Linked DNA regions of Homo sapiens: regions 1 and 3 are each linked to region 2. The links are chromatin loops, found by intact Hi-C in ENCODE. Cell type or tissue: sigmoid colon. All regions are shown on one strand. Links, peaks and the distances in the headings refer to the core of each region. The heading gives the core; the rest is flanking DNA.

The links. Peaks named below come from ENCODE experiments on the same cell type or tissue, not always from the same donor. Only the 100,000 strongest peaks of a DNase experiment are listed, where the experiment ranks them.
Region 1: a loop joins it to region 2, with 3 times the contacts of the local background. A loop is called at or near these places in 1 of 110 quality-filtered maps.
Region 3: a loop joins it to region 2, with 2.4 times the contacts of the local background. A loop is called at or near these places in 1 of 110 quality-filtered maps.

The regions. Positions count from the first base shown.
Region 1 is chr17:12,676,286-12,683,960 of GRCh38, reverse strand. All of the region lies in intron 1 of MYOCD (myocardin), which reads right to left. All of the region lies in intron 2 of MYOCD-AS1 (MYOCD antisense RNA 1), which reads left to right. Among named protein-coding and RNA genes, the nearest start is that of MYOCD, 14 kb to the right of the region's middle. In sigmoid colon, for the core only: no CTCF peak of the experiment used is centred there; a DNase peak (open chromatin) is centred at 3,360; H3K4me3 peaks cover 1,117 bases; H3K27ac peaks cover 310 bases.
Region 2 is chr17:12,419,320-12,426,994 of GRCh38, reverse strand. No RefSeq gene overlaps it. Among named protein-coding and RNA genes, the nearest start is that of LINC00670, 130 kb to the left of the region's middle. In sigmoid colon, for the core only: no CTCF peak of the experiment used is centred there; a DNase peak (open chromatin) is centred at 4,174; H3K27ac peaks cover 624 bases.
Region 3 is chr17:12,542,068-12,549,742 of GRCh38, reverse strand. No RefSeq gene overlaps it. Among named protein-coding and RNA genes, the nearest start is that of LINC00670, 4.1 kb to the left of the region's middle. RefSeq lists a silencer at 3,517-3,811. In sigmoid colon, for the core only: a CTCF peak has its summit at 3,692 (motif pointing left); no DNase peak of the experiment used is centred there.

The DNA of each region.
Region 1 (7,675 bases), core at 1,142-6,141, 260 kb before region 2:
TTCATCTGGGAATTTGCCAGTAAGGTGAACATGCTAACATCATTCATTTGTCCATTCATTCATTTCATTCATTCAATATTTACTGATCACCTACTGTACGTCCAAACACTGTCTTAGACATGAGGGATCCAGCTGTGAATAAAACTGTCACAAGTTCTGCCTATGGAAAGTTTACAGCCTAGAGAGGGGGAAAGATGTTAAACAAATAATTACAATTTGGGGAGTGTCATGCCAGGAGCTTCATGTAGTTTGGGAATTAGGGAAGCTTGTCTGGCCTTTTCTCCCAGGAAACTCAAACAAATAAATAAAAGGAGTTGTCAGGCCCACAGCATTTAATTTGCCTCCTTCCAGTTCTACTTAACAACAGCTTGTATGTGTATGTGTATGTGTGTGTATCTGTGTATGTGTGAGTAATTTTCATTCCCGAAAGACTTGACAGGCCTGATAAGAAAGAGAGAATGAGAGACAGAGAGAAGGAGCGGGAGAGAGAGAGAGCGCGCGCGCACGAGAGAAAGCGACAGAGGAAGACAGAGACAGGTACTGACAGTAAAGTTGTTGGTGACAGTGACAAATGAAAGAAAGGAGGGGAAGCCGGTGATGCCTCCCTTTTATTCTCTTCTGAAACGGTTTTCCACTGGGTTTAATAGGAAATGCTTTTCTCCTCTGCCATCCGCATGGTTTTTGTCTCTCTTCCTAGTCCTAGTTTTTGTTCTGAGGATGGGCATCCCTCAAGCCAGACTGAACTTTTCCCTAGGAATTTTGGAAATGGGACTGGAAGAGAAAATTCAATAGCAGTCGGAGGTGGCCATTTTCACCCACATGAATTGGGAAACAAAGCCAGTCAATATTGCGGGAGAAGATGGAGCACAGAAGACGGCCAGAAGAGTAGCCTGAGAGTGTTCAAATCCCCAATTCCAGCTTATTTCCACCCAAGTCGCTAATACAGTCCTGTCGTTCAGTTTGATGAGATACCCCAGTATGTTTATAATAAGTGTTCCTTTTTGCTTAAGCTTGTTCAGGGTTTCTAGTGTTTGATTCTCTATTATTTGCAAACAAAGAGGTTCCATATGATAATTGTTGAAGAGGGGCATCCCGTGGTGGCAGAAAGCTATCAGCACAACCAGGTAAAGCTTTGAGATCTACTTTTAAATCCTGTTCTACCAATCAAAGACTTCTGGGTATGTGGATGCAGGTGTTTGTAAAAGTGAGCAAAACGTACACTTCTGACAGAATGCACATGGCAGTTATCATACTTAGGACCTGGGTTAAGAAGTGTTGAACAGCAGCTTGGATGGCTATTTATGATGCATCCTCTCCATATGGTGCCAGGTCAAGATCACAAACCCTGGATACAACAGAGCATGAGCCCCCTGAAAACTCTCTCCGCGAAAAGGGCAGTGGTACCTGTTTATAATTTAGTCTTTTACCTTCCCTTTTCTGTTGAATCCTACCCTAGGTTTAGCTGGACGCATCCTTATATGTAATCTTTGACCTTGACATTATTGCCTTCAAGGACACTACCAGGCATAGGTCTTTGGGAAAGCTATTGGCTGATGAATGGATAACTTCCTAGAAAGTAACAAGCAGGACCACCATCAGAGGCTTCTGGTCTCCTCCAGAGCTGGAAGCTGATACTGTGTGGCACACATCATATGTACAACTCTCCTCTGCTCTTCCTGTGCATGGTTCACCCACCAAATTCTTTCCTTTGCCTGGCATTATCTGACTCTAGGACAAAGCCACCGTTCCCCACCAGTGGCCCGTGTCATCTGTGGGTCTGACATGTTCCTCTTTGGGGTACAGAAGCATCGAATTTCCCGGTAAAGAGAAGAGGGTGGCTGACAGAATGCTTGGAGAAGGTGAAATGAGAGACCTGGTTATCTGCGTCGGTCTTGCCCTAATCCTGGCCACATTTCCCAAACAAGGCTGAGAGCCAGGGATGATTTTTGTGTGGAGTGCTAATGCCTGAGCTCAATTTGCTCCTTGCCTTCTGATTCCAGGTACCAATGATAACTGTTCCCTAGCCAAATGTTGCCCTGCATGCTGTTATCTGTTGTATTCACTGACCAAGAATAACATAGGCCTGACTGTCTGCTCATCTACTGCAGGGAGTACTCAGAGAGGACGAGGTGAAAATGATGATCAGGTCACTGAGGTAGCCCTCGATGGTCTCAAGGAACAAGGTGAGCTCTGAGGGGTGCTGGGCTGGCCTGGCCTCAGTGACTCTTACAGGAGAGCACTCAAGCAGCGGGGGCTGAGACCAGGTACACACTGTTCTTTCTTCATCCTAAGGGATGTCCCGGCTCTGCTTCCTTTAGGGAGATTAAGAGATATGAATTCAGGCCAGCATCTAGTGCTGGGCATTTGGCGAGTCAAAACCAAGAGAATACTGAAAGCCAAAAGGCTCGGTCTCAGAATTACCATGCAGTGATTTCAATGATTGAGCCTCACGCATGGGCTCAAGTTGTTTTAGAAAGATGTCTGTTCACACGAACACTGCGAAGCTATTCTTTCCCTAAGCACCACACTCTCAGTTTGTCAAAACATTTGAAGAAGACTAATTCATGCCTCAAAAGGAATTCTCTCTCACTCACAAAGCTGCCAGGTTTGTGAGCTTGAGGCTTTCATGTTAAAATAACTCAAGACACTAGAGGAATAGGGAAGAAAAACCTCAAGTGGAAATGCCTTACGATGTCACTAAGAGGGCAGAATCCACAATTCACATGCTCACCGGGAGGATGGGGTGGCAAAGTCAGATGGCTCAAGCCAGCTCTGACTGGTTCGGATACTTGTGCGAAGCAGTACAGGGTAGCAGTCACAAGCATGGACTTAGAATCCAAAGGTGCATGAGATCAAGTCCCAGCTTTTCCATTTACAAGGCATGGGATTTTGAGATAGCTCCTTCAGCGCTGGAGGCTTGGTTTCTTCTTCTATGGATGGGAGGACTGTAACAACAGTACCTCCTTACAGGATTGCTGTAAGGATTAAATTAGTTAGCACACGCAGCAGGCATGTGAGCATCAGATAGTTCTTGGGGTGCTCTATTGGGGTGTAGGGAACCTCATCAAAACCCTCTCCAAGTCAGGGAGGACTGGGAAGCAGCTGACAACACTGTCACTACAAGTGTTCAACTAGCACGGCTGTTCAGCCGCGGGGAACTTTTCCTTCCATCACAAACAGGTCCCTGAAGTACAGAACAGAAACTCGGCAACTGACATAAACAATTTCAAACAATAATTTCAGAAGACAAATTGCTCCATTTGGGCACCAAGATTCCTCTCTGAGGCTTTCCCCACTTGTTTATGTATTCTGTGGCACAGAGCCATGAGTGAATTAAGCAGACAGCGCGCACACACGCCCGGGGCCGGTGGGAGGGGCCTCCGGGAAAAGGACCTGCCATTTGACCTGCGTTCCTTGAAAGCTATTGCTGCAGAGATGCCTGAGACAAAGGGACTCAGATTTACGCCTTCTTGTGTTCGCTTGTTCATCGAGAGAGGCCACAAGATTGGGTGCCAGGAGATCTGAGTTCAAGTGCTTCACCATGCTGTATGTGTAAATTCGGGCAGGTCATTCCCGTTTCTATACCTTAGTTTCCCATCCCTGTAAGACAGACGTCATTATACTCACCTCTAGGGTAATTATAGTGGTCAAATTAAGAGCCCTTTATCCCTAATAAATTACCATACGAAGATTAATGAGGTTAACCGTGGGCATCCACTAAGTAGCTGAATAAAAATTAGATATAAAGGAGAATTAGAGTTTGGAAGAAAGGGTGTATTTTATGAGGCAAAGAAGTTCTTCTAAAATTAAGAGGAGAGTCTTCATTCCATGGGGCTGTGGTTCTTGAATACAGGTTTACGTTCTTTTGAGAGCCTAAGTGAAGCTTGTGATATATACTATTCTATTATAGCATTTAAAGCATGTATTGCCTTTTCTGACTATAAAACAAGTGCGTGTTCATTATAGAAAATTTGAAAAATGTATAAAAGTTTCAGGATGAAAGGCAAAATTAATAGGAATTCAAGTCTGCAGAGATAAGCAGCACCTGCTAATACTTTGCCTTTTTTCTTCTGATTCATATACCTGAACATGGATATAAAAAGGTACCTACCCTACAATTTCTCAAGAATTGGGACTATATCATATGCAATTCTGAAACCTCCTTCTTGCATTGTAAACATCTTTGCATCTCATGATCCTCTGAAAACACGATATTTAAAGTGCATGTTAAATCCCATTTTTTATGTATTTAAATATTTTCTTTTTGTTAACCAACTCCAGTTTTTCCCTCGGTGTTACTGTAGCACATATACCACTGCAAAGAGCATCCTCAAAGATAATCTTTACCTCTCTCATACTATATATATGTTATATATCATATACAAACATATGCATATACATATATATAAATGTAGGTATATTAACCATTCTTTAAATGTTAGAAAATAATCCTGGCTCTACTGTTAGACACAAGGTTTTGAAACAACCAAACATGATGCTTGAGAATACTTTCTGTCTCTGGGACATTCTGTAGTGTCATGCTCTAATCTATGTGTTAAGAACACAATCCTTTGTGAAGGCTGCATTTCTACTAAGCCAGGGATTCCTTTGCTATCCCTATGCCTCATTCTGTCCTCCTCTCCCAGCCAATCCTGAGTTACATTTGCTGAATTTCCATCTCCCCTTCTCATCTAATTCTTTCAATCTTGAAGCCAGTGCAGATGGCTACCATGTTAAAATAAAAAATTAAATTAAAAAAAAAGCTTTAAGCAGACGGACTGTTAGGTTGAGAGAGGAAATAGGTTAAATGCCAGGCATCTGCCTATCTGAAAAGACCATGTTCCCTTGGGCTGCGCATTTCTCTGGGGGACCATGTGGTAAATTTGGTTTTGCAAGCCCCGAGACGAGAGTTCTAGGTCTGAATCTGCTGGGTGACCTTGAGCCAATTTCTTAATGTTTCTGGAAACTCAGTAACCTCATCTGTACAATCAAACTTGTAATCTCACAGAATTGGTAGAAAAATATCACGAGGTCAGGAGATTGAGACCATCCCGGCTAACACACTGAAACCCCATCTCTACTAAAAAAATACAAAAAATTAGCCAGGTGTGGTGGCAGGTGCCTACAGTCCCAGCTACTTCAGAGGCTGAGGCAGGAGAATGCCATGAACTCGGAAGGTGGAGCTTGCAGTGAGCCGAGATCGCGCCACTGCACTCCAGCCTGGGTGACAGAGTGAGACTCCATCTCAAATAATAATAATAAATAATAATAAGAAGAAAACAAAAAAATAAAAATATTAATGAATATGATCTTTTTTGGTGGGGGAGAGAGTTGAATACATCAAAGAAATAAGAGGTGCTATAATTTGGCAGACTGCCTCCAGCTGTCTATCCTCAAAACTTTGTTTTCTCTCTCTCTCTCTCTTTGGTTTTATATTTAGACAGAACAGCATTCTCAATTATAAGAGAAGAGGATCTGGGCTCAGCCATGAGCCTTTGCTGGTCCTCATAGCATGTAATGATCTTGCTGAGACCCAGACAAGGCTTGGCACTGTCTTCAGAGGCATCAAAAGACCAGATCCAGAATAAAAACCACACCTCACCGGAGAATAAGTTTAATTATTATGCCTTTTCAGTTTTTTTTTTTTGAAAGGAAAAGAATAAGTGATGATAGATATATAAAACACTTTGCAAAATACAATATAAGTTATATAATGACAATAATTATCTTCATAACTCTCAAGCACAATCTGGGGTAAAAAGAAATGATAGGCTGGGCGCGGTGGCTCACACCTGTAATCCCAGCACTTTGGGAGGCTGAGGCGGGCAAATCACGAGGTCAGGAGATCGAGACCATCCAGGCCAACATGGTGAAACCCCATCTCTACTAAAAATACAAAAATTAGCTGGGCGTGGTGGTGCACGCCTGCAGTCCCAGCTACTCGAGAGGCTGAGGCAGGAGAATCGCTAGAACCTGGGAGGCGGAGGTTGCAGTGAGCCAAGATGTTGCCACTGCACTCCAGCCTGGGGACAGAGTGAGACTCCACCTCAAAAAAAAAAAAAAACAAAAAAGAAAGAGAAATGATAATAGCTGGGCAGTGAATCTTAAGAGAAATTCATGAGAGGCTGGTCATTGTGAATTTAGAATCAATATGATATCTTATAATAACATAAATAATTGTAAATTAACATATCAAAGCATATTGATATAAACATTGATATGAGAATTAATATACACTTTTTTTTTTTTGAGACAGAGTCTCACTCTGTCGCCCAGGCTGGAGTACAGTGGCGTGATCTCGGCTCACTGCAAGCTCAGCCTCCTGGGTTCACACCATTCTCCTGCCTCAGCTTCCCTAGTAGCTGGGACTACAGGTGCCCGCCACCATGCCCGGCTAATTTTTTGTATTTTTAGTAGAGATGGGGTTTCACTGTGTTAGCCAGGTTGGTCTCGATCTCCTGACCTCGTGATCCGCCCATCTTGGCCTCCCAAAGTGCTGGGATTACAGGCGTGAGCCACTGTGCCCGGCCTATAAGTTTTTTTTTAATTTTTAAGTTTAGGGGCACATGTGCAGGATGTGCAGGTTTGTTACCCAGGTAAACGCGTGTCATGGGGGTTTGTTGTACAGATTATTTCATCACTCAGGTATTAAGCCTAATACCCATTAGTTATTTTTCCTGATCCACTCCCTCCTCCCATCCTCCACCCTCCGACAGGCCCCAGTATGTGTTGCTCCCCTCTATGGGTCCATGTGTTCTCATCACTGAGCTCCCACTTGTAAGTGAGAACATGTGGTATCTGGTTTTCTGTTCTTGCATTAGTTTGCTAAAGATAATGGCCTCCAGCTCCAACCATGTCCCTGCAAAGGACATGATCTCGTTCTTTTTTATGGCTGCATAGTGTGAATTAAAGTATAATTAATATTCATGTGTGAATAAGATAGCTACCATTTATTGAGTACATCAGCACATCCCTGCACTATGTCAAGCACTTTTTATATGCTTTTCCACTAAAACCTCAAAAATTTCCAATGAAGGAGGCATTCTTGTTTCCACATTTACACATAGAAAAGTAGAGGGTTGAGAGCTTAAAAGCATGCACTCGAGTTCATATCATACAATCAATAAGGATGGAGGCCAGGATTTGAAGCCAAGTCAGCCAGATGGCATACCTATACCACATATACATTGAGATTTTCCAACAAAAATTAATAGCAGAGTTGTGGGTTTTCAGTCTCTTAGCTAAGAAGCAAGTTTCATTGGTTGTATTTTGAGTTGTGAGCATGACCCAGGATTAATGAGAATTTGAGAACAACTTAAACCTCCCATGGCCTCAGCCAACTCCTGATTTAGCTGCTATGCAAATATGGTATTGTTAACCCACTCCCCATCACTCCATATCTTAAAAAAAAAGGCAAATAATACTCAGTATAGGAGATACTGGATAATTGTAATCAAGAATATAAGAAAGAACATAAGAAAATTTAAAAATTACTGATAATCTCACCACCCAGAGCTAATCATTTTGGGAATGGATCCCTCCAGGCTTTTTTCCATGCATGTGCTTTAGCACTTTTGGTATGTTTTGATTCTCAACTTGTTGGGATTAAAGTTTTTTAACTTTTAAAAGAAATTTCTTTTTTTACTGTCTTATGGTCAAGACATTTCTGTGTGTG
Region 2 (7,675 bases), core at 1,447-6,446:
TTAATGTGGTCATTTCCAAGGAGCTGAGAATTTTTCCCCACTGAATCCTGGATTTTCACTACAGGCAATTCGATCAATTGCATTGAACTACCTCATTTAGGCATCATTTAAAAAAAAAAAAAAAACCTTTGAGTAGCAAAGAGGAAACAAGGGTTCCCTGTAGGGGACACTGAAGGCCAACTCCCTCACTTTTCATCACAACTACGCCTTTGGTATATTTCTTTTTTTAAAAAAAATTTATGTTTTGGAGCAGTCTTAGTTTCACAGCACCATTGAGAGGAAGATGCAGAGATTTCCCATATATGCCCTGCTCCAAACATACACAGCCTCCCCGATTATGAACATTCTCCCACAGTGCTACACTTGTTATGACTGATGAACGCACATTGACACATCATTATTGCCCAAAGTCCATAGTTAACATTAGGGCTCACTCTTAGTGCTGTTCATCTTATGGGTTTGGACAAGGGTATAACCACATGAACCCACCATGATAGTATCATACACAGAGCTTTCATGTATTCTTACTTTGGACTCTGACATATACCTCAATTATGAGATGTCAAAGGTGCAGGCAGATTGCTGATCCAAAGCGGCATAAAGTATTCTTTGGACCATGTCTAATCTTGTGGAAAAAAAGAAAACTTTCCAATCCTATGACAAGTTTGCTAATGGAAGAGAAGCTTGTCTTGAAACTGCCTGGCTCACCGGCTCCATCAGTGTCGTCTTGTACATCTCGCACGGCACATGAAGAAGACTGAAGGAACTTGGACATTTTGGAAAGCTGGAAAGTTCAGCAAAGCCCTGACCAATATATTTGCTAAACCTGCTTTCCAATGACTGCTTGTGTACACCACTTCAGAGAGAAATAATGAGCATGAAATTCAATTATACAGGCACCTACTTAACCATCTCAACCAGAATTGTGTCCCTAATCTTTTATTTTGAAGATAAAGTGAAAATCTAAAGCTACTCTCCTTATGACAGCATTTTATTCTCTTTGTAACTCGGCCAAGAGAATTCCCTTCAACCTAAGGCTCTAAACTTCAAAGTCAGCTCTCTTCTTAGCTGCTGTCCTGCTTTTGAACCTGAATTTATGTTGTCTGTATGCTGAGAGGAGCAGACCAGACCTTAACCCAACAACGGGACCTCAGGAGCATGGCCCTAGGGAAATGCTGGGGTGAGTTTTGCAGAGACAGTGGGCACCTCCTGTTCTGCTTGAGCAGCCACTATGCCTGGCAGGAGAGTGGCAGTTGTCCCTATGATATTATCCTTATGAGTTTTAGAAGGCCCTGGTTCAGACATGGTGTGCCCTAGACTTAACTTGAATCTGATGTTCTAGTGCATCCTGAAAAGGAGCTTCTCTGAGGATACTATTTGGCACTCCTTTGCAACCTTCTTGTTCCACCTTTGTATGTATCATTCTACGCACTTGCGCACCACCCACAGGACTCTGATCTCACATCGCCTGCCCTGCTTGTGGGACCATGTCTCATTCACCTATATGCATGAGACAGCACCAAGTGCAACGCCTGGCCCCTGGACATTGCCATTAAATGTTTGCTGAATGGATGTCTGCACAGCAAAGCTTTCAGATACAGTGCCTGTGCCCTCAGGAATGAGGTTATGATGCTTGCAAACACAATACCTAGGGAAATGGCTCTTTCCAAAGCTTTCTTGCTATACTTTTCTTACTATCTCTCATCCCATGAAAACCCAGAGAGTATACCTAACAGATATCCGGAACCATCCATACACCTAAAACACAAATCTGCACTCCTAGAATCATTTAACATCATTTTAAAGAAAAGATGACATTGAAAATACAAGCATTACTGGTTTTCACTTGCAGAGTCTGTTTTTCCAAATGTGAAGATTTAGAATGGATGATGAGTAGAGTTTGTAGCGTTTCTACTGAATGGGAGATAAAGGTGGGCTGAAATGAGTGAAGGAAGAAGTTCAGCTTTTAGGTCAGACTTCAAAAAGAACTTCCGATGGTCTAAGTTCTGATACGCTAAATAAGACCATTAAAGAGCTCTTTCTAAATAAGCTTATGAGTTTGCACTAAAAAAAAAGTTTAATCTAAATGTGGTCCTTCCAAAGCTAAAGGATGGGTTGCCTTCCCTCCTCACTCAAAATGTTCATTTGTCAAAATCCTTCCCATCCTTCAAGACCCACCTCAGATGCCCACAAAATATTATTTTCACCCTCTCTATGGCATTTATGATTCATCAACACATACATATTGAATACCTACTATGTCCAGATACTCTCCTAGTTTTGGGGTACACACAAATGATCTTGAGAGATTAGGTCCCTACTGTCATGGAGTCCATAGTACCAAGGACAGGGGACATCTCAATGATAAACAAGGAAACAAATACACAAAATACCTTTAACTAGTTTTGGATGTATTGGGAAAATAAAACAGGGTTAGGTAATTGAGAGCAACTGGGGCCTAGAGGGAAGTTTCCATGGGATGTGACAGAGCCCTCTGTGAAGAGGTGACCACCAGCCAAGGGCTAAGAAAGCCAGCCATACTTAGAAGAGCACAAGGTCATTCCAGGATGGAAGAACAGCAGGTGAACTTAGCATGTTTGAGAAACACACACGAGGCAACTTGAGCGGTGCTCTCTGAGCTAACGTGAGAGAGGGGAGAAGCAGGCTGCAGCCAGCTGACCTCTGCAGGGTAGGTTTTGGTCCTTTCTTCCTGGCTGTTGTGTAAGCATCTTGAAGGTCCATTGCCTCCCACAGAGTCTTTTTATGGACTAGATGCATGTGATCTCCCAAAATTAATATGTTGAAGCTTTAACCCCCAATGTGATGGTATTTGGAAATGAGGCCTTTGGGAGATAAATGGGGCCTTGAGGCTAAGTGAGGTCAGGAGGGTGGGGCCCTCATGATGAAATTAGTGCCCTTATAAGAAGAGACACCAGAGAGCTCTCTTGCTCTCTCTCTCTTTCTTCACCATACGAGGACACAGCAATAGGTGGTTGTCTACAAGCCAAGAGAAGAGTCTGCAGAATAAAACCTGCCTTGCCAAAACTTTGATCTTGGACTTCTCAGTCTCCACAATGCTGAGAAATAAATTTCTGTTGTTTGAGCCACCCAGTCTGTGGCATTATGGCATAGCAGTCCGAGCTGGCTGATACAGGTCTACTAGGGTGTCTGGCACTCCATAGAAGATATATAAATTCCCTTCAATAACTGAGTCATGGAGGCAGAGGACCATAATTCACATTCCCTCAGTCCTCAGTGGCTCATGCCACCCCGTATAAGAAAGGCCTCCAATCTCCCACTCAAACTTTAACCACGTATTTTCAGGAGATCCTCAGAGAGTCTCACAGCCATCCCAAAAGTGCCACGGCATGTTCTTCCACTCCAGGCTCTGTTCCTTGCCAAGTCACTTTCAAAGCTGGGCCCCACCACTGTCTCTGTAGCTACGACAGGCTGAGAGCGACAGTAACCCTCTGTTCCCAAAGCTATAAGCCACTGAGGTGCCAACATGAGGCTGTGCTTCCTGCAGATGCCACTGAGTTAGTTACAGGCACAGAACTGGGGAAAATCACTTCTTCCATTCAGCGCTTTTCTCACTGGGAGTCCTAAGAAATCCCACTCGTGCCTTAGTGCTGAGTCTTTTAAGGAAATGGATCCTTCAGCTTCTGCCTGCAGCCCCTGATATCATCCACTAAATCCACCTCCTCATTGCATCCGTCTCAGGTAAGCACACACCTGTGGGTGCCACCAACTTGTCATTTATGTCCCCTGTGACCAAGTCCTAATGTCAAGCCACACCTTGAATCAAAGATCTAACACCCCTGAATTCTTGGACCCCACTCATGTCTAGCCATGAGCTCTTGGAGGCTTTCTAGTTGACAGAAAAGAGAATACTGAAGGCGGAGAGCAAACTGACTCTTCCCGGTAAAGAAAGGCCTGTGTTTGTGTGTGTGAGTGAGTGTGACAGTGTGTGAGTGTGTGTGCTCTCTGGGGCTAGAATCAAGATATATGTCCTCATTGTGCTGTTGCCAGTAGACATTTGACCAGCACCCCTACACGTGACATGTGTTTGTTCAAATGTCACACAATTCAGGGTCCGTGTGGGAGCGTGGCGGTGCTGTGACACTGAGCAGCTGAGGACTCCCGCACTTGGCAGCCTCCCCAGCATGCTGCACTGTGGCAGACGGCCAGAGACCTGCACTGCAGGGTGTGTGGATCCGTGCACACAAGTACACTCCGCACACACACGAGCAAGCGCACACACATAAGAGCAGGTGAGGCACTCTGTCATCGGTGGATGCTTCATTTCTTTTATGTAATTTCTACCCCGGCGCAACTGTGCTATGTACAGTCTTGTCCTGGGGTCTTGGTTTCTTTCATGTGGTTCTTTGTGCTAACAAGATTAAATCAGTTCCAATAGGTACTGGTTTAATGGAGATGATAAACTTTTATTGAACTTGAGCACATTAAAATGAAATGTAAGCAATAGGTGATTTTGGCATTTGCCTGGGGTCTCTTCCAATTTGAATAAAGCCAGTATGCCTTCTCTGGAAAATAACAGCTCCAAGCCCGGCTCACTTTATGTGCTTAATTAAAATCTATTTTTGTGGTACAAAAAGGAGCTAAACAATGTAACGTTCCTTCTCTTCAACTATGAAAACAAAGATAGACGAATACTTTCTGCAAAACGGAGCTCTACCTTTTGCACAAAGAGCAGGTAATGCGCTGCTTTTGTTACAGCAGCCTGTCTGCTAATCCGTGATCTGTTTTGTCTGTGAACGGGATTATCATGGTGGTTTATTGAATAAGAGCCAAAAACGACGTTAAGTAAACTGTTTACACGAAGCCACTGGGCTGAAAAATCCAAACTCAGACTCATTTCAGGTTTTAACCACAGTAAACTTTATTATAGTTTCAACCGGACAGTTAAAACCTTTCAGGGCCTGTGCAATTGCTGAATGTGTAAAACACGAGACCACGGCTCTCCGTAGAAATTGGGGAAGTGTAAATATCAAAGTCAGCCTCTGAAGGTTGCCTTTCTCTGCAGCTCTCTGTGGGGCTTTCACTGGGGCCCGGATTTCAGCCAGGCTCCACGGCCAGGCCCCTGTCACTGTCTTTGCCAGTCCTGTAAGTCAAGAGAAGGAGGTTTGGCTGTCCAGTGTGGCAGGGGGCAGGCATGGAGCCTGTCACTAATCCCTAGCCTGATTCCTCGGGGCAGACATCTTTATGTCTCTAGGGGGCTGGCAGGAATACACCTGCCCTCTTCTGACCTCCATGGTGGCCGCCAGTTCGAAAGGGTCAAAATGAGTTTTTTATTAATGTCTACTCATGCCCTTTGTGCATCTTAAATTCTACTCTGGGGCCAGAACATTTCACAAGACGTGCTTTGATCTGTTTGAAAACAGACAAAAGACCAAAAGAATAGAAACATCAACCAAGGAAGCGCAACTTTAACACATTGTTTTGTCTCCTTGTGGACTCTGCAGAGAAAGCCAAATGGAGCGTTCCCGTCTGTGTGCAGCATGTAAACAGAAGTAACTCTAAAGATCACTTCTCCGGGACGTTTTAGTTGACAGATCAGGAAACTGGCACTCAGGAAAATGTTTCTGGACTGTTAGATTTTTTTTTTTCTGAGCTCAACTTTCCCAGAATTGTCTTTTGCAGTCCCTTGGACTACAAAAAAGCTCTGTCCTTTTGACCTCATACCAGTAATCTTTTAACTCCCTTAGTCTTCATTCATTCATTCATTCATTCATCCATTCATTCATTCAAGGTCCATCTAGGTGCCAGACACCGTGTTAGATGTGGGCAATGCAAAATAAGACAGGGCATCCGACCTCAAGGGCTCCCAGGCAAGTTGAGCGACAGGTGGATAAACAGGTAATTATAAAACTGAAAAACACATGGTTAAATAAAGGAATTGAGTCTCCTGGGAAGACAGGTGCCTCTTCTCCAACTCCTTCTCAGCTCTTCCTGCTCTCCTGACATCTAGATGCTGAAGGTCCCACGGACTCAGTCTAGGCCTTCTTTTCTCCTCTGTCTACACTGTTCCCCTGGGTGATCTCCTCCAGGCCCAGAGCTTTGAATAATTCTATACTGATGACTCCGTTTTTCTGTCTCCAACTCTGACTCCTCCCTGGAGCTCTACCTTCTTATAGCCCTCTTCCTGTTTGACTAGATCCATGTGACTGATTAAAAAGACATCTCAAGCTTATATCCAAACTGTAACTCCTGATCTCCGCCTGTCCACAATGCCCACTTCCTTCCCTGGCTTTCCCCATTGGCCCAGTTGTTCTAGGAAACACCCAGGAGGTAGCTTTAACTCCCTTTCCCCCCGACCCACTCCACATCCAGTTTATCAGCCAGTTCTCTGGGTTCCACCTCCAAGTGGATCTGGAGCCACCCTCTGCCCCCGTGGCCCTTGAAAAAAAAAATCCCTCTTCAATTCCTAGCACTTCCTGCCTGCATTCCTACAATAGCAGACCTGTCCTCCACTTCCCATCTGCTTTCAGATGGAACAGCAGAAGAGTGATCTTCTTAACCCTTGGATGATATAACACCACTCCTCCACTTGAAATCCCCCAAAAGGATGAAACTTCCATTTTTGATAGCGTCGGAATAACAGGGACTAGCCTTATGCTCTAGTATGAAATAACTAAAACACTACACAAAGAGTATAAAACAATGGTATACAAAACATTCAACCGAGATTCAAAACAAAGGAAGAGTCCTTCGATTGCCCCAGCTACTGCCCCAAGAGAATTTGTTTTGTTTTTGTTTTTTTGGAGACGGAGTTTCGCTCTTGTTTCCCAGGCTGGAGTGCAATGGTGCGATCTAGACTCACCGCAACCTCCACCTCCCGGATTCAAGCGATTCTCCTGCCTCAGCCTCCCAAGTAGCTGGGATTACAGGCATGTGCCACCACACCCAGCTAATTTTGTATTTTTAGTAGAGACGGGGTTTCTCCATGTTGGTCAGGCTGGTCTCGAACTCCCGACCTCAGGTGATCCGCCCGCCTCAGCCTCCCAAAGTGCTGGGATTACAGGCTCCAGCCACCGCGCCTGGTCTGAAGAGAATTTCTAGGGAAACCAGGCAGGGCTTGGTGGCCTTGTGGAGCTGAGGAGACAATACTAGTAGTCTGGGAGGCCAAGGAAGTCAGAGTTGTGGGATTCAGGGGAGAACGCTGGAGAAGAGAGAGCTGCAAGACAGCTCCTGAGACCTACACAGGGTCCCCTCAAGTCTTGTGCTGAGTGCTGCCCAATGCATATCTGTGAGGAAACAGAGGCCAGGGAAAGAACTACTTGAAAAGATTAGAGGGAACAATTCTTTTTTTTTTTGAGGCGGAGTCTCGCTCTGTTGCTCAGGCTGGAGTGCAGTGGTGCAATCTCGGCTCACTGCAAGCTCTGCCTCCCAGGTTCATGCCATTCTCCTGCCTCAGCCTCCAGAGTAGCTGGGACTACAGGCTCCTGCCATCACGCCCTGCTAATTTTTTGTTTTTTAGTAGAGATGGGGTTTCACCGTGTTAGCCAGGATGGTCTCAATCTCGGGACCTCATGATCCGCCCACCTCGGCCTCCCAAAGTGCTGGGATTACAGGCGTGAGCCACCAGGCCCCGCCCCTAGAGGGAACAATTCTTTAGAATTCACATGAGACTGGGAATCATTCCTGTTTCCACCAG
Region 3 (7,675 bases), core at 1,142-6,141, 120 kb before region 2:
CGGCTCTAAAAATACAATTTATATCATTGGATTCCTGAAATTCTTTCAGTGCTTACATTCTGATTTAAGTGGCATTAAAGCTAGGGCGATTAAGCTGAGAAGTCCAAGGCTACCGAGCAATGTCCCCCCGGGGTATTAGCTGTCTATCAGATCGAGAACACTGTTTATCAGACTCCCAGGAAGAAAGCAATTAGAACGTGGCCTGTGGGTTGGAAAAAGGCTTGAGATTCTCAGCCTGAAAAAGGAAGGATCTTTCAATAACAGCAAGTGTGACACTTTTGGTGGGACTCATCTAGAGTAGGGTGATCATAAAATTTAATAACCATCTTAGAACATTTTGGGACTTGATGGGGAGACCATTAACATTGACATCAGGAATAAAGTAGGACTGTTTTTTCAAACACACAACACACAGCTGTTTTTTCAAACACAAACAGAGAAGGATTTAATAAGGGACTAATAAGAAAAATGAAGTTGAATCTCCTTCATGTTTAAGGACCACTTCTTAAATCCCTTCTCCATGGACCATCTGGAGAAAAAAGTGGGTTCTTTACCTGCATTTTCTCCACAGTCCTGACATTATTCTTCATATACCTTGGGGAACACAGAGCTGCTGGTACTGCTCATACAAGCTACTGCACGGTATTTGTGCACAAGCAAAAAGCGGACTGGGTTAGGTTTGAATGCGTCGCTTTTATAAACACAGAGTTAGGAGATGTGAGACATGAAGTTATGGAGTTACAGCGTGATTGTGAGAAAACGCCTCCCTGGGAAAGAACCAAGGCACTGTGAATCAAGTATTGTGGACAGTAACTTCTCCAGGCTCAATTTCCTCCACCAGTAAAATTAGGTAGCTAGACTAGACCCGTGATTTCTAATCCAGGCAGCATATTAGGGTCACCTGGAGAATGTACCAATGTCCTCGCCCACTCCAAGAGATTTTATTTAATTAGGCTGGGATGAGGCTCCCCCAGGGACTCTGACGTGCAGCCTGGGCTGAGAACTGCTGGAAGACTGGAATGTTTCTGAGGTCTCTACCGACTTTTATTGGGCAGCCTCTGTGATGGTCTGAGCTTTTGGGAAAATTAAAAAGGAAGGGGCAAGAGTGATCCATTACCATTGGCATTGGCTGGTTACAGTTGGAATTGTTCAGATGCAATGTTTACTAGGATGCTTTGTGGAGTTTTCTACCCTCTGTCTCATGGCTGGGGACAAACCACCAGTAAATTACATTCCCTCCTAGGAATACAGAGAATATGGCCTGGGTATGGAAAGAAGCCTAGTAAGTCTTGAGCAAGTTTCTATGTAGCTGATGTCCTCAACATGATAATGTAATTAAAAATATATAAAGCTCTTCCTGGGGTGCCAGTTTCATGCCCTGCATTGACCAGGGCCAGATTTCAAAGTGGACGTGAGTCTTTCTAGGTCAAACGTTTATTCCACCATTGAGGCACTTCTCACATAATGCTTTGGGATACTGCCTGTGACACAAGTGACTTGGAAAACAATTATGGATGTAAAAAATGTGATGAGAAAACCCTCCTCATCAACCATACTCCAGGGATTTCTGGATTTGATTACCAGCTTTCCAATGCTTGACGATTTGACTGGTATTTAATGCTTTCTCATTTTTCCTGATAGGGACCACTAAGCACGTTATGTTCTTTCTCCCAGTTGGCAACTCAACAAAGGCCAGCCATAAAAATCTCCACTTGTGTAATAAACTGTTGTACGATCTACTGCTTATGAACAAGGTCCCTGACTGAAAATGTGCAACCTTTCTGCACGTTAAACACAAAACAGATGGAGGTTTGAAAATAACTTTCTTCTTCACGGGAGGGAAAAGTTAAAGGAGGGAGAGTAAAACTCATGGTCAGAGGCCTAACTTCCCAAGCCAGGGGCTGAACTCTCCATCCAGGTTGACAGGGACAGCCGCATTCTTTCAAGGATACTGCCTACCGTCAGGGACCTGGGAAGTAGGAGGACGGTTAGGCTTTAGGAAAATGGTGCGTACAATCATGGATAGTGAGGCCGGCTGAGCTGCTACTTACTAGCTGGATAAATGAGCCAAGTCACTAATTTCTTTGAATCTGTTGTTTAAGCCTCATGTGTAAAATGGTGATAACCTAGAGCTCTAGACCCCAAGCACACTGGGGAATGGAGTAGCTGAAAATGTAAATACTCTCCTCGTTACTATTGTTTTCAATTTTCTTTTGTTTATTTGCTGGTTTTACGTGTGTAAAAAAACCAAATTACATATTCCTGGGACAGAAGAAATGGCGAAGCCAATCATTTGTAAACGATGTAGGAATGCATGCAGGTATGCAGAAATTAATATATGTCTATTTATTTGCTTATAGTTTGTCCTGTTTTCACAGAAGGAAATTGAGGTAGTTAACAAGGATACTCATTTATCATGTACTGGTTAATAGTATATAATTTTATTTGTGGAAATGACAGAGTTTGGTCATTAAAGGAAATTGAAACTTCATCTCAGAATAATAAAAGCACTGCCTTCCATTTGTGGGATGCTCCTGAGAGCAGTAAACATGCTCCCCCTATTGTAAAGTATAGATATTAAAGTCTTTATAAAATGTCCTGACATCTACAGGAGGTTTTCTTCAAAAAAGAGAATCATGTGAAGCGCTGAATGAGATATCTTCTTCACTTTTTTTATTTTTATTTTTATTTTTATTTTGAAACAGAGTCTAGCTCTTGTTGCCCAGGCTGGAGTGCAATGGCACAGTCTCGGCTCACTGCAACCTCCACCTCTCGAGTTCAAGTGATTCTCCTGCCTCAGCCTCCTGAGTAGCTGGGATTACAGGCACACGCCACCACGCCCAGCTAATTGGTGTATTTTTAGTAGAGATGGGGTTTCACCATGTTGGCCAGGTTGGTCTTGAACTCCTGAGCTCAGATGATCTGCTTGCCTCGGCCTTCCAAAGTGCTGGGATTACAGGTGTGAGCCCCCGCACCTGGCCTGAATGAGAAATCTTCTAAAGGAGTAAGATGCCACAAGAATGGGGTGGGAAGACTGGACTTTTAACTGGTTTTGTCAGTCAGGATACAGTGAGAGAAAGAGAAACGATATCGGGAATTTCGAACACGCAGGATTTAATACAAGAATGATTCCTCAGGTGTTGGTAGACTGGAAGCACAAAAGGAATACTGAGGAAGTTTGGTTATTCAGTTTCCTTTAATAACCAAACAGTCATTTCCACAAATAAAATTATATGCTATTAAGCAGTATATGATAAATGACTATCCTTATAAACTACCTCAATTTCCTTCTCTGAAAACAGGGCAAACTTTAAGAAAATAAATAGGCATATATTAATTTGTACATACATGCATGCATCCCTACATCATTTATAAATTATTGGCCCTGTCATTTCTTCTGTCCCAGGAATTAGATATGAAATTTGCTACTACCCCTGAGCTGACGCAACAAAAGAAAAAAGATGCAAGTTGTTGAGGCAATGGTGCTCAGATCTCTGAGGAAGGGGCATAGCCACTGCTGATGGCGGCTCTACAGGACATAGAAGGTTCTGGAAGCTCCAGAAAAGCCCAGTTCCAGGCAGCTGCCTCTCTCTGAGCAACACTAAATTCGAAAAGTAGGAGTCCATTCTCTCTCTAGCACCACCTATTGGCAGAACGTAAGAAGTCAGCAGATGAGGGCGTAGGCTGCAGAAGGATGGGTATGGAGCTGAGAGGCAAGAGGGCATGACTGGTGCACGGGGGCGGGTGTTAGCTGGAGACACTCATGGAGTAGGATGGCGGGCAACATCCATGAAAAATAACTGAGACAGATGCAAAAGGAAAATAAGCTCTATGGCCACATTTTCCCAGAAGCGAGAAAGAAGCAAGTGAGAAACCAATTGAATGCTATTGCAAAACGGACCGCACTGATGCCCAAAGAAAGCTCATTCTCCCCTAACAAACTCTTCCACAATTGTTTAGTGAGTGGGAGAAAATTAGCGAAGATAACAGAGCTACTTAAGTGGTAGTGATTCTTTTCCACAATTCACATATTTACCCAATAGTCCCAGGTGTTTTACTCTGCTCTGCGTAGCTGCCAGCCAGAGCACTGCAGCCAGTGACTGGACTTTATTTGCATTTAACACTTTTTTTTTAAACAAAGTCTATTAATTTATTTAATCCTCCTGCAGGGCTACTCATCCATAAAAATATGATGTATTCAAAAATATGTCTACTTCTCTGGTGTGTGCAAAAGGGAAACAAGCCAGATTTAAAAAGCTACATATTGTATTATTTCATTCATATGATGTTCTGGAAAAGGCAAAGCTATAGAATGGAAAATCCTGTATCAGTAATTGTCAAGGAATGGAAAACCCTATATCAGTAATTGTCAGGGCTTGGGGAAGGAGGAGTAGTTGATTACAAAGAGGCTGCAGAAGGGAATTTTTAGGGTGATAGAACCATTATGTGTGGCAAAGTAGGAGAGGATTAATGACTGTGCACTTGTCGAGATCCATAAAACTTTATAGCACAAAATGTGAATTTCAATGTATGCAAAGTAAAAAAATAAATAATAAAGCCACAGGATGTTAGGGGACCCCAGAAAAGAATGTAGAATGTGACAGAAGAATCTAACTGTGTTACAATGTACGACACAACCTCACTGCAGGATATGGGTGAGGGAGGGAAGGATTGAACTAAGTAACTTTGGAAAACAGCATTTTGACTGAAAACTTGAAGGCTAAACACAAAAGCAGCTGTACCTATACAATGTATTCTAGTTGGTAATGTTGTTTCTCCTGGGATTACTGGCTAACAATTCCAGAACTGTGTTCCATGCATAGCAGGTTTGACAAGTAAATAAGTAAATGGATGGTGGAGGACAGTAGCCAGTTTTCTTGCTGTTCAAGAGGAAAGTTATAGAAAAGCAAAGGTAGGAAGCTAGGATGAAACAGTTTGTCCTAGATGAGAGACATCAGCATGAAGTCAGGTTTAGGTTTATATATATGTAATACATACATATAGAACTCCTTATGGTACATGTGTATACTCAGGCAGTTCTTAGGTCTAGAAGCCTAGAAGCAGTAACACCTGTGTAACAATAAGCCTGCCAAGTACCCTGATCTCAGTTACTATTCTCCAATCAAGAAATCAGGGCTCCTTGGGGAAATGGCTGGTTCCAGGACTGGTGCAACAAGCATACAAAAATGAGCCTGGAGTATCCTGTAGGGTGAGAAAGTAAGAAAATGCTCAAAAATCAAACTGATGGGGGGCATGCATGTCAAAGGGACTTACAAGCCAACCTGAAAGAGCTCCCAATGGCTGAAGCTGGAACAAGCTGAGCAACAAAATAAATAATGTAGCATTTTATTATAAAAATAAAAATAAAGACAAGTCTTCCCTTACAGAAGAATAACATATAATTTTTTTTTTTTTTTGTGACAGAGTTTTGCTCTTGTTGCCCAGGCTAGAGTGCAATTGCACAATCTCGGCTCACCGCAACCTCCGCCTCCTGAGTTCAAGCAATTCTCCTGCCTCAGCCTCCTGAGTAGCTGAGATTACAGGCATGTGCCACCACGCCCAGCTAATTTTGTATTTTTAGTAGAGACAGGGTTTCTCCATTTTGGTCAGGCTGGTCTCGAACTCCCGAACTCAGGTGATCCACCCTCCTCAGCCTCCCAAAGTGTTGGGATTACAGGTGTGAGCCACCGCACCTGGCCAACAAATAATTGATGTAAATATTGCTCTCTCCAGGAGGTGACAGGCTTCCAAAGAGTAGCATATGAAGAGGGATGAAGAACGGTAACTCCGCAGTGGAGAGACGCGACAAACGCTGCCTTGGCCAGAGGCTCAATGTTAACGTCATCAGTTGGTAGCATGAACTTTTGATATGATATGATAGGAAAGGCACTTCCTCTCTATGGCAGCCTTCCCCAAAGCCCATAATCCCAGTCTAATGGTGAGAAAATTGAGGAAAATTTTACAACATACCTGACCAGGACTCATCAAAACTGTCAATGTCATTTAAAAAAAAACGGAAAGACTGAGAAATTGTCAGAGACAAGAGGAGAGAGGGGAGACACAATGACAAAATGTCATGTGGTATCCTGGAGCAGAAAAAAGACATTACTGGAAAAAAATAGTGAAATCTGAATAAAGTGTGGAATGTAGTTTTCGGTAATGTACCAGTGTTGCTTTCTTGATTGTTGCAAATATGCCATGATAATGTAGGACATTAGCAATAAGGGAAATTGGATGAGGGGTATGGGAGAACTCTGTATTACCTTTGCGACTTTTCTATAAATCTAAAACTATTCAGAATTTTAAAAATTTACTAAAATACCATTGATATGGTTTGGATATGTATCCTCTCCAAGTCTCATTTTGAAACATAACCCTTTTTTTTTTTTTTGAGACGGAGTCTCACTCTGTTGCCAGGCTGAAGTGCAGTGGTGCGATCTCGGCTCACTGCAAGCCTCTGCCTCCCGAGTTCAAGCAATTCTCCTGCCTCGGCCTCCATTGTAGCTGGGATTACAGGCACACACCACCACGCCCGGCTAATTTCTGTTTTGTTTTCTTTTTGTTTGTTTGTTTTTGGTGTTTTGTTTTGTTTTGTTTTGTTTTTTTGAGATGGAGTCTCCCTCTGTCCCCCAGGCTGGAGTTCAGTGGCATGATCTGGGCTCACTGCAAGCTCCACCTCCCGGGTTCACGCCATTCTCCTGCCTCAGCCTCCCGGGTAGCTGGGACTACAGGTGCCCGCCACCACGCCCGGCTAATTTTTTGTATTTTTAGTAGAGACGGGGTTTCACCGTGTTAGCCAGGATGATCTCGATCTCCTGACCTCGTGATCTGCCCGTCTCGGCTTCCCAAAGTGCCGGGACTACAGGCATGAACCACTGCACCCAGCAGAAATATAACACTTAATGTTGGAGGTGGAGCCTGGTGAGAGGTGTTTGGGTCATGGGGGCGGGCCCCTCACGAATGACTTGGTGCCCTCCCTATGGTAATGAGTGTGCTCTTGCTGTGAGTTCACAAGAGATACGATTGTTTAAAAGTGTGTATCACCCCATCTCTCTTGTTCTCACTCTCCATATGACACACTGGCTCCCCATCACCTTCTGCCATGATTGGAAGCTTCTTGAGGCCTCACCAGGAGCAGATGCTGGCACTAGCTTCCTATACAGCCTGCAGAACCATTAGCCAATGAAACATCTTTTCTTCACAAATTACCCAGCCTCAGGTATTTTTTAATAGCAATGCAAAAATGGCCTAATACAACCAATTACAAAACATCCCCAAATATAAAGTACCTAGAGATAAAATGAACAAAGATATGTTAGATTGCTGTCTAAAAAAACCAAGTTATTGCTGAGACATTACATTTAACCTAAACAACAAAAACAATATGCTGTGTTCATGGATTGCAAACTCAATATTATTAACATAACAATTGCCCCAAACCTAACTGATTGAACCAAGCAGAATTCTTTTTTGTAGAAATCGACAAGACAATTTTGAAATTTATATGGGCATGCCAAAGGGATGCGAAACAACTGTGAAAATAAAACACAGTTGGAGCACCTATTCCACCTAACTTCAAGACTTACTTTTTTTTTTTTTTTTTTTTTTGAGATGGAGTTTTGTTCTTGTTGTCCAGGCTGGAGTGCAGAGACACGATCTCAGCTCACTGCAACCT